2 separate regions of the Mus musculus genome follow, and region 1 is linked to region 2. Evidence: chromatin loops called from intact Hi-C (ENCODE). Cell type or tissue: heart. All regions are shown on one strand. Each heading gives the region's core, and the rest is flanking DNA. Links, peaks and the distances in the headings are about the cores only. Region 1 overlaps Prdx3 (peroxiredoxin 3). Region 2 holds the start of Zfp950 (zinc finger protein 950).

Region 1 (5,383 bases), core at 212-5,211, 270 kb after region 2:
GGCGGTGTCAAAATTTTAAAACTTACTTTTAAGAAAACAGAAAGAAAATGGAAGCCAGTGGTGGAGCCACATGCCTTTAATGTGAGCATTCAGGAGGCAGAGGCAGATCTCTGTGATTTAGAGGCCAGCCTGGCCTACAGATCAGAAAACCTTGTCTCGAAGAACCAAAAAGGAAGAAAAAAAAAGTTGCAGGCCAATCAGGGCATCACAGTGTGAGACTCTGTCTGGGAACAATAAATAAACAAGACCTCTCCCCATGCCCACCCCCCTAAAAAAGAGTAGAAAAAGTGGTAGTCTAGGAAAAAGAAAATATTTGTATAATATACTTAACAAAGGCTATTTCTCTAAGATACCTAAGTTACTAGATAAAATGAAAACACAAAACACCACTGTACCCCACCCCAGGTTTGAAACATGTCCTGCATCTGCTCTTGGTTTCTCTCTGCCATGCCTCAGTGCCTCTCACCAAGATAACTAACTATAGACATTGCCTCCACCATTCTTATCTTTTTGATGGCCTAATCTTCCTGGAAACATCTGTTTTCCTGCATTAGAGCCTCTCAGACTCTGTTCTCTCTACCGTGAAGAGCTAATCTGGCTGCTTGTTGCTGAGGGTCCTTTTAAGACTTGCTGAGTTTGTTTTGAGTTTGTTCCTTTTCCCTGTGTATTGGCCCCTCTTGGTCAGTGTCCTGTGATACTCACACCCTAGTCTGAGCTAGCTCCATGTCTGGCTGCCTTCTGCTCTCTACTGCCTTCTTCCTCTTCCTTTTGTAGTTCCAAGGGCATTTCATTTCTTCTAGTTTTTGTTCTTTAAAAAAACCTTTTCTTTAGGGTTGGAGTGAGAGCTAAGTCAGTCAGTCAGCTAGCATAAGGATCAAAGTTCAGCTGACCTTCAGAACTCACAGAAAGCCTGGCATAGTAGTATACAATGGGTCCAGCACTTGAGAAAGAGGCGACCACTGAGTCCTTGGAGCTCAGTGCCAGCTACCCTACCCTACTTGGTGAGCTGAGTTTATAAAAGACTCTTAAAAGAGAGAAAGGGTTTTTAAAAAATGGTAGATGTCTTCTGAGGATCTGTGTGTCCTCCATCCTTCATATTCATGCTCACAAGTGTGTGCGCGCACGCGCGTATACACACACACACACACTCCTCCCTACCACTGAGTTGAGTTTGTGTATATACTTTGGAATTGTGCTGAAGGGCAAAATTACTTTACCTAAGATGTACAACTGAAGTGAACCATCTTATTGAGTTAAATTAATAAACAACTTATGTCACCAGTTATGGCAAATAGTAAGTTTACTTGATATGTTCCAACAAAAGGAGTTTAAATAAAATCATGCAGTACTCGATGTGGTGGATGACAAGCTACATTCAGGTGTGTGGTCTTTTTTTTAGGTTCCTCTTTCCACACCCCTGCTGTCACCCAGCACGCGCCCTATTTTAAAGGTACTGCTGTTGTCAATGGAGAGTTCAAAGAGCTGAGTCTCGACGACTTTAAGGGAAAATACTTGGTGCTTTTCTTCTACCCTTTGGATTTGTAAGTTTGATTTTATAATATTTTCATGTCCCTCTGAGAGCTGGTATTGATCTCTAACCCACGCTGAAATTCCTCTTTTAGTGGAGAGAAAGATTCTTTTTAATTTTTGTTCACTGTCCTTGGCCATCTGTACCTCATATAACCATAGTGGGAGGAAACATCCTTCCTTTTTTTTTTTTTCCCCCATTCGTTTGTTTGTTTGTTTGTTTGTTTGTTTTTGAGACAAGGTTTCTCTGTCTAGCCCTGGCTGTCCTGGAACTCACTCTGTAGACCAGGCTGGCCTCGAACTCAGAAATCCGCTTGCCTCTGCCTCCCAAGTGCTGGGATTAAAGGCATGTGCCAGCACTGCCCAGCCCTTTTAATGGAGGAGTTTTAGTATGGTTCTGTCAGTTTTTCTGGTTGTACTGGGGATCAAACCCTGGGCCCTGTGAATACTAGGCAAGCACTCTTACTGGATTATACTATCAGCCTTTAATACAGTTCTGTCTCACATACTTTTGATAAATGGTTCCCTAAGCCAGTCTAAACTTTACAACAGTCTGGGTAGAAGTAATATAGGAAATTATTATTATTATTATTATTATTATTATTATTATTATTATTATTATTATTATTATTTTGTGGCTGGAGAGAGACGATGGCTCAGAAATTAAAAGCACTGGCTGCTCTTCCAGAGGTCCTGAGTTCAATTTCCATAGTGGCTTACAACCATCTGTATCAGGATCTGATGCCCTCTTCTGGTGTATTTGAAGACAGCAACAGTGTAACTCATACATTAAAAAAATAAAATGAATTTTTCATAAAGTTACTTTATTTAAAAGTACAGGTTTTCTTTTAACTCTTTAAACATGCCTCACAATCCCATTCATTCATTCATTTGTTTACCTGAGGCAAGATTTTCTCTACAGATGTTTTGGAACTCACTGTAGACTAGGCTGGCCTTGAACTGAGAGAGATCAGCTTGTCTCTGCCTCCTCAGTGCTTGGATTAAAAGTAGACGCCACCATGCCCAAAACGAAGCTTGCTTTTTCCCTTTTTTTTTTTTGGGGGGGGGGGGTCATGGTCTCCATATGTAGACCGGGCTGGTCTGAACTCACAGAGATCCTCCTGCCTCTACCATCAGAGTTCTGGGATTAAAGGTTTATGCTATCACACCTAGCATACCCAGCCGATTTCATGTCTTTCACCCCTAAGCAAATCAATTTAGTTTTAGACTTCTAACTGTTGTAAGTTTTTGCTTTTTTATGATCTAATGAAACTTTCTCTTTTTTCCCCCCAAGCACATTTGTGTGTCCTACAGAAATTGTTGCTTTCAGTGACAAAGCCAATGAATTTCATGATGTAAACTGTGAAGTAGTTGCAGTTTCAGTGGATTCCCACTTCAGTCATCTTGCCTGGATCAACACACCAAGAAAGGTAGGTTGGGTGACAGTCACCTTTCCTTGGTCTTATTTTATTCTTTGGTGTCACTTCTACTTCACAAATAATACTGACCACACAATAAAAACATTGTATATATTTATGGGATACAATGTGATGTTTTGATACATGTGTGCATTGTCTATGGATCAAATCAAGCTATTCAGTACTCTTTCTTGAATCATTTTTTTGTGATGATGACATTCAAAATCCTTTTTAGCTTTGTGGGAGTGTCTCTTGCTCATTCCCCAGCAACTTCTGCCCCCCTGCACTAACAAGAGAGATTTAATACAAAGTCTAAAGGTTGTCAAAACATAAGACAGTCTGAAGGGAACATTTGTCTACCTGCCTTCCCTCCTTTCTTCCTTTCAAAAACAGAATCTCAAGTATTCCAGGCTCAAGGTTAGGGTGTATTAGCTCAGATGACTTCTGATCCTCCAGCCTCCACCTTCTAGAACCTGGCTTATGCCTTGCTGGGGATCAAATGCTGTACCTGTACCAGGTGAGCCATATCCTCCTGAAGTAGGTTCTTTGTAGATCCTCTCCTGTCAGCAGTTTGTAAGCTATGGTAGTAACAACTCCCTGGATGTTGTTTGTATCTTTACTGCTCATTCCATGCATATCTTCCAAGTAATGGAGACAGGCTTAGTGGGACAAGTGATGTGGCTGTCATCTTCTTTTACCTCCTCTTGGGCCTACACTTTGAACCCTTAATAGTTGGCTGTACTATTTTTGATGTCTACAAATCTGCTAGGGAAGAAAAAATTCAAAATTTCAGTAGGTATGTTTCAGGACTAACAATGGTGACTTGAATAATTTACTTTCTTCATTTTTATATTTGAGAATTTAGTTTTCATTTCAACAGTTGCTTTAACAATTGGAAAAGACGGCAGAGTATGCTCACAGCTTTTACCTAGCATGCAAGAAGCCTTGGGTTCAGTCTCCAGTACCGTATACACTGGATGGGTTAGCATAGCCTATGATCCCAGCATTCCAGAAGTTGCAGCAGGAAGATAGAAGTTCAAGATCATCATTGGCTATATAAAAAGTTAGAGGCTAGTCTGGCTACATGAGACAGACCCTGCCTCAAAAGATAAGGTCAACCAGTCTCTTTCTAGCAATGGCCTGAAGAAAAGTACTTAGCCTTTTTTGTTTGGGTTGGGTTGGGTTGGGTTGGGTTGTTTGTTTGTTTGTTTGTTTGTTTGTTTGTTGGAGACAGGGTTTCTCTGTATAGCCCTGGCTGTCCTGGAACTCACTCTGTAGACCAGGCTGGCCTTGAACTCAGAAATCTGCCTGCCTCTGCCTCCCAAGTGCTGGGATTAAAGGCATGTGCCACTACTGCCAGGCTAGCCTTTTGAGCTTTAGTTTCCTCATTTTTAAAATGATGAAGATGGGCCATTGAAGGTAGTCAACAGGAAAAGTACTTCTGGGTAAACATGACAACCTGAGTTCTGTCACTGGAGCCCACATAGAATGGAAGGAAAGAACTCCACAGAGTTGTCCTCTCACCTCCATACATGTGCAGTGCCTCGCTTGAGTGTGCATAAACACACACACACACACACACACAAACATGCATACAATAACTAATACAAGATAATAGATACTGGAAAGATGACTCATCAGTTAAGAACACTGCTATTTTTTTTTTAAGATTTTATTTATTGGGGGCTGGTGAGATGGCTCAGTGGGTAAGAGCACCGGACTGCTCTTCCGAAGGTCAGGAGTTCAAATCCCAGCAACCACATGGTGGCTCCCAACCATCCGTAACGAGATCTGACTCCCTCTTCTGGAGTGTCTGAGGACAGCTACAGTGTACTTACATATAATAAATAAATAAATAAATAAATAAATAAATAAATAAATAAATAAATAAATAAATTAAAAAAAAAGATTTTATTTATTATTATATGTAAGTACATTGTAGCTGTCTTCAGACACACCAGAAGAAGGCATCATATCTCACTACGGATGGTTGTGAGCCACCATGTGGTTGATGGGATTTGAACTCAGGACCTTTGGAAGAGGAGTCAGAGCTCTTACCCACTGAGCCATCTCACCAGCCCAACACTGCTATTTTTTAAGAGGACCCAGGCTTAATTACCAACATCTACATAGCAGCTTGCAACTGCCTTTAACTCCAGTTTCAGGGGACCACATACCGTCTCCTGGTCTTCTCAAACACTGCATGCTTGTGGTGCACTTACATGCAGGTAAAACACTCAAACACGTAAAATAAAGTAAGAGGGAATTAAGTTAAACATAATTTCCTTGTGTGAATTTATTACTTGCCACCATCATTGTTGGTTTTAAACATTGGTACATGGTTCACACCCTGTTGGACCACCCGAGAAAAACAGTCCTGTTTGCCTTTTTATTAGAATGGTGGTTTGGGCCACATGAACATCACACTGTTGTCGGAT
Region 2 (5,383 bases), core at 329-5,328:
ATTTTGTAGAGCATGGTGACCTTGAATTCAGAGAGATCCAACTGCCTCTGCTTCCGTACTGCTGGGATTAAAGATGTAGCCACATCACCTGGTTACAACAGGATTCTCTCTCTCTCTCTCTCTTTTTTTTTTGTTTCTTCAAGACATGGTTTCTCTGTGTAGACTTGTCTGTCCTGGAACTCACTCTGTAGCCCAGGCTGGCCTCGAACTCAGAAATCCTCCTGCCTCTGCCTCCCTAGTGCTGGGATGGGATTAAAGGCGTGCGCCACCACACCCAGCTTTACCTCAGGATTCTTAATTCTTTTGCTTACTTTACAGCCAAAACATGACTCAGTTGCAAATACTTACCTGATAATGACATACATTTTATCACTAGAATATATTTTATGCAGACAGGTACCATAAAATGCTGACATAAATCCATGAGCCTATGACTTTAATGAGGTACCCATTTCTTAGGGGACACTCACTGAAGCTCATCGGAATCTTTTCTTGGAATATGTTAACATTTCTAAACTAAAGCTCTTAGTTGTAATATTAAAAAGAATTTGAAAAGTATGGGTCTCTTTTTCCCTTGTCTTGAAGTCTGATGAATACAGACATCACTAGAACTTCGGTTCAAAAAATGTATTTACTACAACTTTCATGGAAGTAAAGGCATCTTTTCTTCTTTTAAACATGGCAGCATGAGACATGCACAAGAAGCTTGACAAACTGTGAATGAAATATTAGTTGTTATTAAATGGCTTCACAACTGTTTAAGTTTTGAAAGCAAGTGTTGATTTACCCTGTAATTATAGGATGGATTCATTAAGAAACATTATTGAGGGCTAGAGAAATGGGTCAGAGGTTAGGAGCACTGACTTCCCTTCCAGTGGTCCTGAGTTCAATTCCCAGAAACTACATGGTGGATTACAACCATCTGTAATGGGATCCAATGCCCTCTTCTGGTGTGTCTGAAGACAACTACAGTGTACTAAATGTGCATTAATAAATAAATAAATAAATAAATCTTAAATTTTTTTCTTTATAAAAAATTATCAAACCTATTCTCAAAGCTATTTTGTGTCTTATAATGGACTTAGTGCAGTTCTTTTTGTTCAGAAACACTGTACCCCTGAACTTTTTTTTTTTTTTAAACTGCACTAAAACTTTGCCATTGGTAAGCCACTGAGCTGATGTGCAGCAGGGCAGGGTAGAATATGATAGGGGTGAAAGGAATTTCCCCACTGCCCTCTGAAGGTTTGCTGGAATACAATGTCTAGGATAAATTAAATGGGAGAAAAGTGTGTGAATGCGTTATTGTCCTTAAGTACAGCCCAACGTGATTCAGAAAGTTTTTGGCCCCACTCTTTCTAGGAGAATTGAAGTACAGGAAATGTCAGAAAACAACATGCTGGGTTTTTCTCTTCTTCTTGTTGAGCTTTTTTATTTTGTTTTTATTATCAACCTTATACAAGTGGAGCTCATCTTCAAAGAGGACTTCTTTCCCACCCAAACCACCCCATGCAAAAGCAAGAGGTTTATTTTCCAGAGCATTGAGACGAGTTAATAAGAAGGCGACCCCAAATGGCCATTACAGTTTTTATACTTTTTAGGAGCACAGGTTACACCAGCAAGATTATACCTCAACCTTATTGGCTAAGCATATTGACCTTTAAACCTATTGGCTAGCAAGCATGACAGGTATTTGAACTCTACCTGGGACTTTCCCGAGGGTCAGGTAACTATCAGTCAGTTTTTTTCCACCTTCCCAAGGAGGAAGATGTGCTGGCTAACAATAGTGCTCCATAGTGTTTGTCATCTATTTCTTGCTTTTGTCCCCCAGCGTTGTCTCATACTTACCAGGTGAAAAATAGCTGCTGCAGTTTACCTAAACATCTTATTATCTTATTTCCTAAAATCTCTCTTTAATTGTTAATACCCTGGGCATCCTTCCACTTGAGGACCAGATTGAAAACTCTACTGCAAGTTGAGTAATGGGCTATGTAAAGGCTATTCCAGGAGGAAGAAGGAAGTGCCTCCGGAGTACTGAGGGGAGTTCAAGCAAGGGCTGAAGTGGCAAGGTAGTGAGTGCAGGATCTATTGCCACAAAGGGAGGAGCAGGTGGCTGAGCAGCGGAAACTGGAGTGGTGGTTCCTCCCGCGGGGCTGGGTGGGAAGACAGACAGGTAGGATATTGGAGGACAGGCACAAGTGCTACTGAAATGTACATCTCTGCACATCTGGAAAACCTTTTGCCCTGGACTGGAAGCCTGAACCGGGAACTTCTAAGTTGTGTACGTCAGCACGCTCTTACCCTAAGGGAGGTGCTCAAGTCACACAAGACTCACTGGCCAATCAGAGGCTTCAGATGGACCTGCCAGTCAGAAAAGGAGGAGGATTCATCCGGGTGTCGAGCAGCAAGTTCCGCTCTGAGACTGAGCAGTCTTGAAGGTTTCTGTGTGATGTACTCTGAACTCTGCTACTGGGTACTGTGAGGGACGCTCTGAAGTCGCGACATGGTGAGCACAGGGTCACTGCCCACAATGGGGAAGAGCAGGCTGCTGAGCCTCGGGAGCTGTTGTGGTGGGTCTTCCCTGGGGCTAGGTGGGAAGTGTCAGCCAGATGCGGCTACCTGTCAGGTCCCTTGTGGTCATAGTCATTCCCTGGATCCGGCGGTAGCCACTGAATAACTTCACTATGGGAGCTGTGACTGGGCAAAACTTTTAGAGTTGGGACTTGTGTGTAGAAACATCCTTGGCAGGATGCCAAACTCGGAGAGCCCTAGTTTCCCTTTTGTCTTCTACATTTAATATTTAGATGTAAGATCCATTTGGACTTAAGTTTGTGGAGGTTGTAAAAGGCATCTCATGCATTGGGTAGCAATCCAATATTAAGCTGAGATGTAGAAGAGTAGAATTGATGATGTAAAGGATCTACCAATGCTTAGGAGATAGTAGAATTTACTTCAGGGAGAACTGCTATAAACACTCCACAGATAAGTAGTGTGCTAACCAGACCTGTTAGAGATTAGGATACTAGGATACACATGTTTATTCACGAAGATTATCCAGAAATTTGGCTCTAGACCATAGCAAAGAAGACACCTCTTATTTACAACTAGCCACTAAGCCCATCCTCATATAAAAGAGCAGGCCTTTAGCAAACTGCTCAAGGAGGCATTACATGGTCACAACCAACATTAAAGCCTGGTGTGCCATAAAGACCCAGTTTTCTTCTTGAGAAAACCATAGTTCTGCCACACAGGCAAGACTACACCAGGTGACAACCATTTGAAAACAAAAAACATTGTTGTGTCAAGGGCTAGCTTAATCAAGCAAGGCTTTCCATGAGGCCCTCAGATATGGAGAAGGAAACCCAGGAACATGCTTTTCAGAGCCAGTAGCAGACTGAGGCCTGGACCTGGAGAGTTTTTCCTAAGGACCTGATGAATTGAGAATAAAATAGAGCTCCTCTAAAGCAAGGGATATGCTTGTGAGAACTGTTAGTGGTCTGGGGCTCTGGGAGGGGTTGCTTCACATCCTGAACCAACTCTTCCTACCACATGGGACTGTGGCTATCAGTCCTAAATCCACTGTCAGTAATGTTCTTGAGATACCCTGTGTCCTGCTTTGGACCGCTGTTTATTAGACACCTTCTGAGTTTGTCCCATTGTATGATAGTTGCTGCTGATTTCATAGAAGTCTACCATTTTTTTCCATTTCCCTTGTTAGTAGTATACAAGATGCTATTCTTAAGAAGCTTACTTAGCATAAGACATAGTTTGTGTGAGACCTCCCATACCTAGCTTTTATACTTTCTACCTTCTACTTTTCCTATCCTTTTCATCCTCAGGGATCTTCCACTTAGAACCTTGTTACTCAAGAATAATCTGCTGGTCGGTCAGTGGTGGTGCACACCTTTAATCCCAGCACTTGGGAGGCAGAGGCAGGCGAATTTCTGAGTGTGAGGCCAGCCTGGTCTACAGAGTGAGTTCCAGGACAGCCAGGGCTACACAGAGAAATCCTGGTATACTTAAATATTTATGTTAGTATCTTTGCTGTGTAAATCTCCCATTTAAGTGGCTAGACTTGCAGACTCCAGTCCATATTTAAATTGTTCAAAACATAACCTGAGGCCTGAACCTAAAAGACACTTAAGGGTGACAGCAAATGTGGAATGTAAAATCTCTTCTCTGCTGCCTCCTCTTTGAACATTAGCCAGCACTGCATGCATCCTGTCATTAAAGACATTTTTCTTAACTAAACTTTTTTGTGTACAGTGATTTCTCCATGGGAAGACATGTTTATTCTAGGACAGCTTCATTTTCAGCCTTTTAGAAAAATATTTCTGAGATAAGCTATGTTGACTCAGGTCACATTGCTCCCCAGGGCAATGACCTTGCTTTCCTCTTGATTAAACTTCCCAAGTTCTTTACTTAAAAGGCTGTACCACAACAGAGTTTTTAAATTTCCCATTAGAGTCATGTATTGAACTGTCCATTGCAGTAACAGGAAAAGGATTTGTTTGTGGAGCATGGCAGAACAGACCAGAATAGGAAGAACAGTTTATTGTACACACTGCAGGGTGAGACAGGATAGACAAGAGCTAGATCACATACTAAAGTTTAAGGTAGTCAGCTGCAGAGGTCACCATTATGAAGAAGGAACTGACTCAGGCAGGGTAAGTAATTTTGTAATTTTCCAGCATCTATTAATTCAAGCATGTGAATGAAAACAGACTAGATTGATGGGTATACAACTTATGAAGATTAGCTTGAGCCAATGAATATTAAATTTCCAATTAAAAGATTGTACTATGCAGATATGTGAAATCCTCCTTGACACAGTTAAGTCAGTTCAGAAATCTGAGACAGATATCAGAAACTAACATTACACACAGGGAAAAGGTCAAAGAGTATCTCATTATTATCTTATTATCTTCCCTTCTACCAGGGAAGGGCCTGTTCTTTTTCAAAGTCATTATACCTATATGCATTTTCAATTATATTTGTCTTTTGAAAAAGTCAATTATTGGTATTTTTAAATTTCATTTTCTTTATGTACCACTGCTCTAATCTCTTACATGTTTTTATTTCCAATGTTTCCCAGTCATTAAGAATTTCATTCCCTTTTATGAAATTCTTGGGCAAATGGATGTATCTGGAGGATATCATCCTTAGTGAGGTAACCCAATCACAAAAGAAGTCCCTTGATATGCACTCACTGATAAGTGGATATTAGCCCAGAAACTTAGAATACCCAAGATACAATCTACAAAACAAAAGAAAATCAAGAAGAAGGAAGACCAAAGTGTGGATACTTCATTCCTCCTTAGAACAGGGAACAAAATACCATGGAAGGAGTTATAGAGACAAAGTTTGGAGCTAAGATGAAAGGATG

Evidence for each region. Hi-C counts contacts between places; a loop is a spot of excess contacts. Peaks named below come from ENCODE experiments on the same cell type or tissue, not always from the same donor. Only the 100,000 strongest peaks of a DNase experiment are listed, where the experiment ranks them.
Region 1: it touches region 2 in a loop (2.5-fold over the local background); 2 of 42 quality-filtered maps call a loop at or near these places.

What each region holds. Positions count from the first base shown.
Region 1 is chr19:60,867,578-60,872,960 of GRCm38, reverse strand. It overlaps Prdx3 (peroxiredoxin 3), which reads left to right. Exons shown (of 7, transcript NM_007452.2): 3 at 1,400-1,541; 4 at 2,822-2,957; 5 at 5,342-5,383. Among named protein-coding and RNA genes, the nearest start is that of Prdx3, 4.3 kb to the left of the region's middle. In heart, for the core only: a CTCF peak has its summit at 2,287 (motif pointing left); no DNase peak of the experiment used is centred there; H3K4me3 peaks cover 35 bases; H3K27ac peaks cover 58 bases.
Region 2 is chr19:61,137,825-61,143,207 of GRCm38, reverse strand. Zfp950 (zinc finger protein 950) reads left to right here and starts at 2,368. Exons shown (of 3, transcript NM_001001737.2): 1 at 2,368-2,503. The coding sequence starts at 2,501. In heart, for the core only: no CTCF peak of the experiment used is centred there; a DNase peak (open chromatin) is centred at 2,347; H3K4me3 peaks cover 1,749 bases; H3K27ac peaks cover 1,144 bases.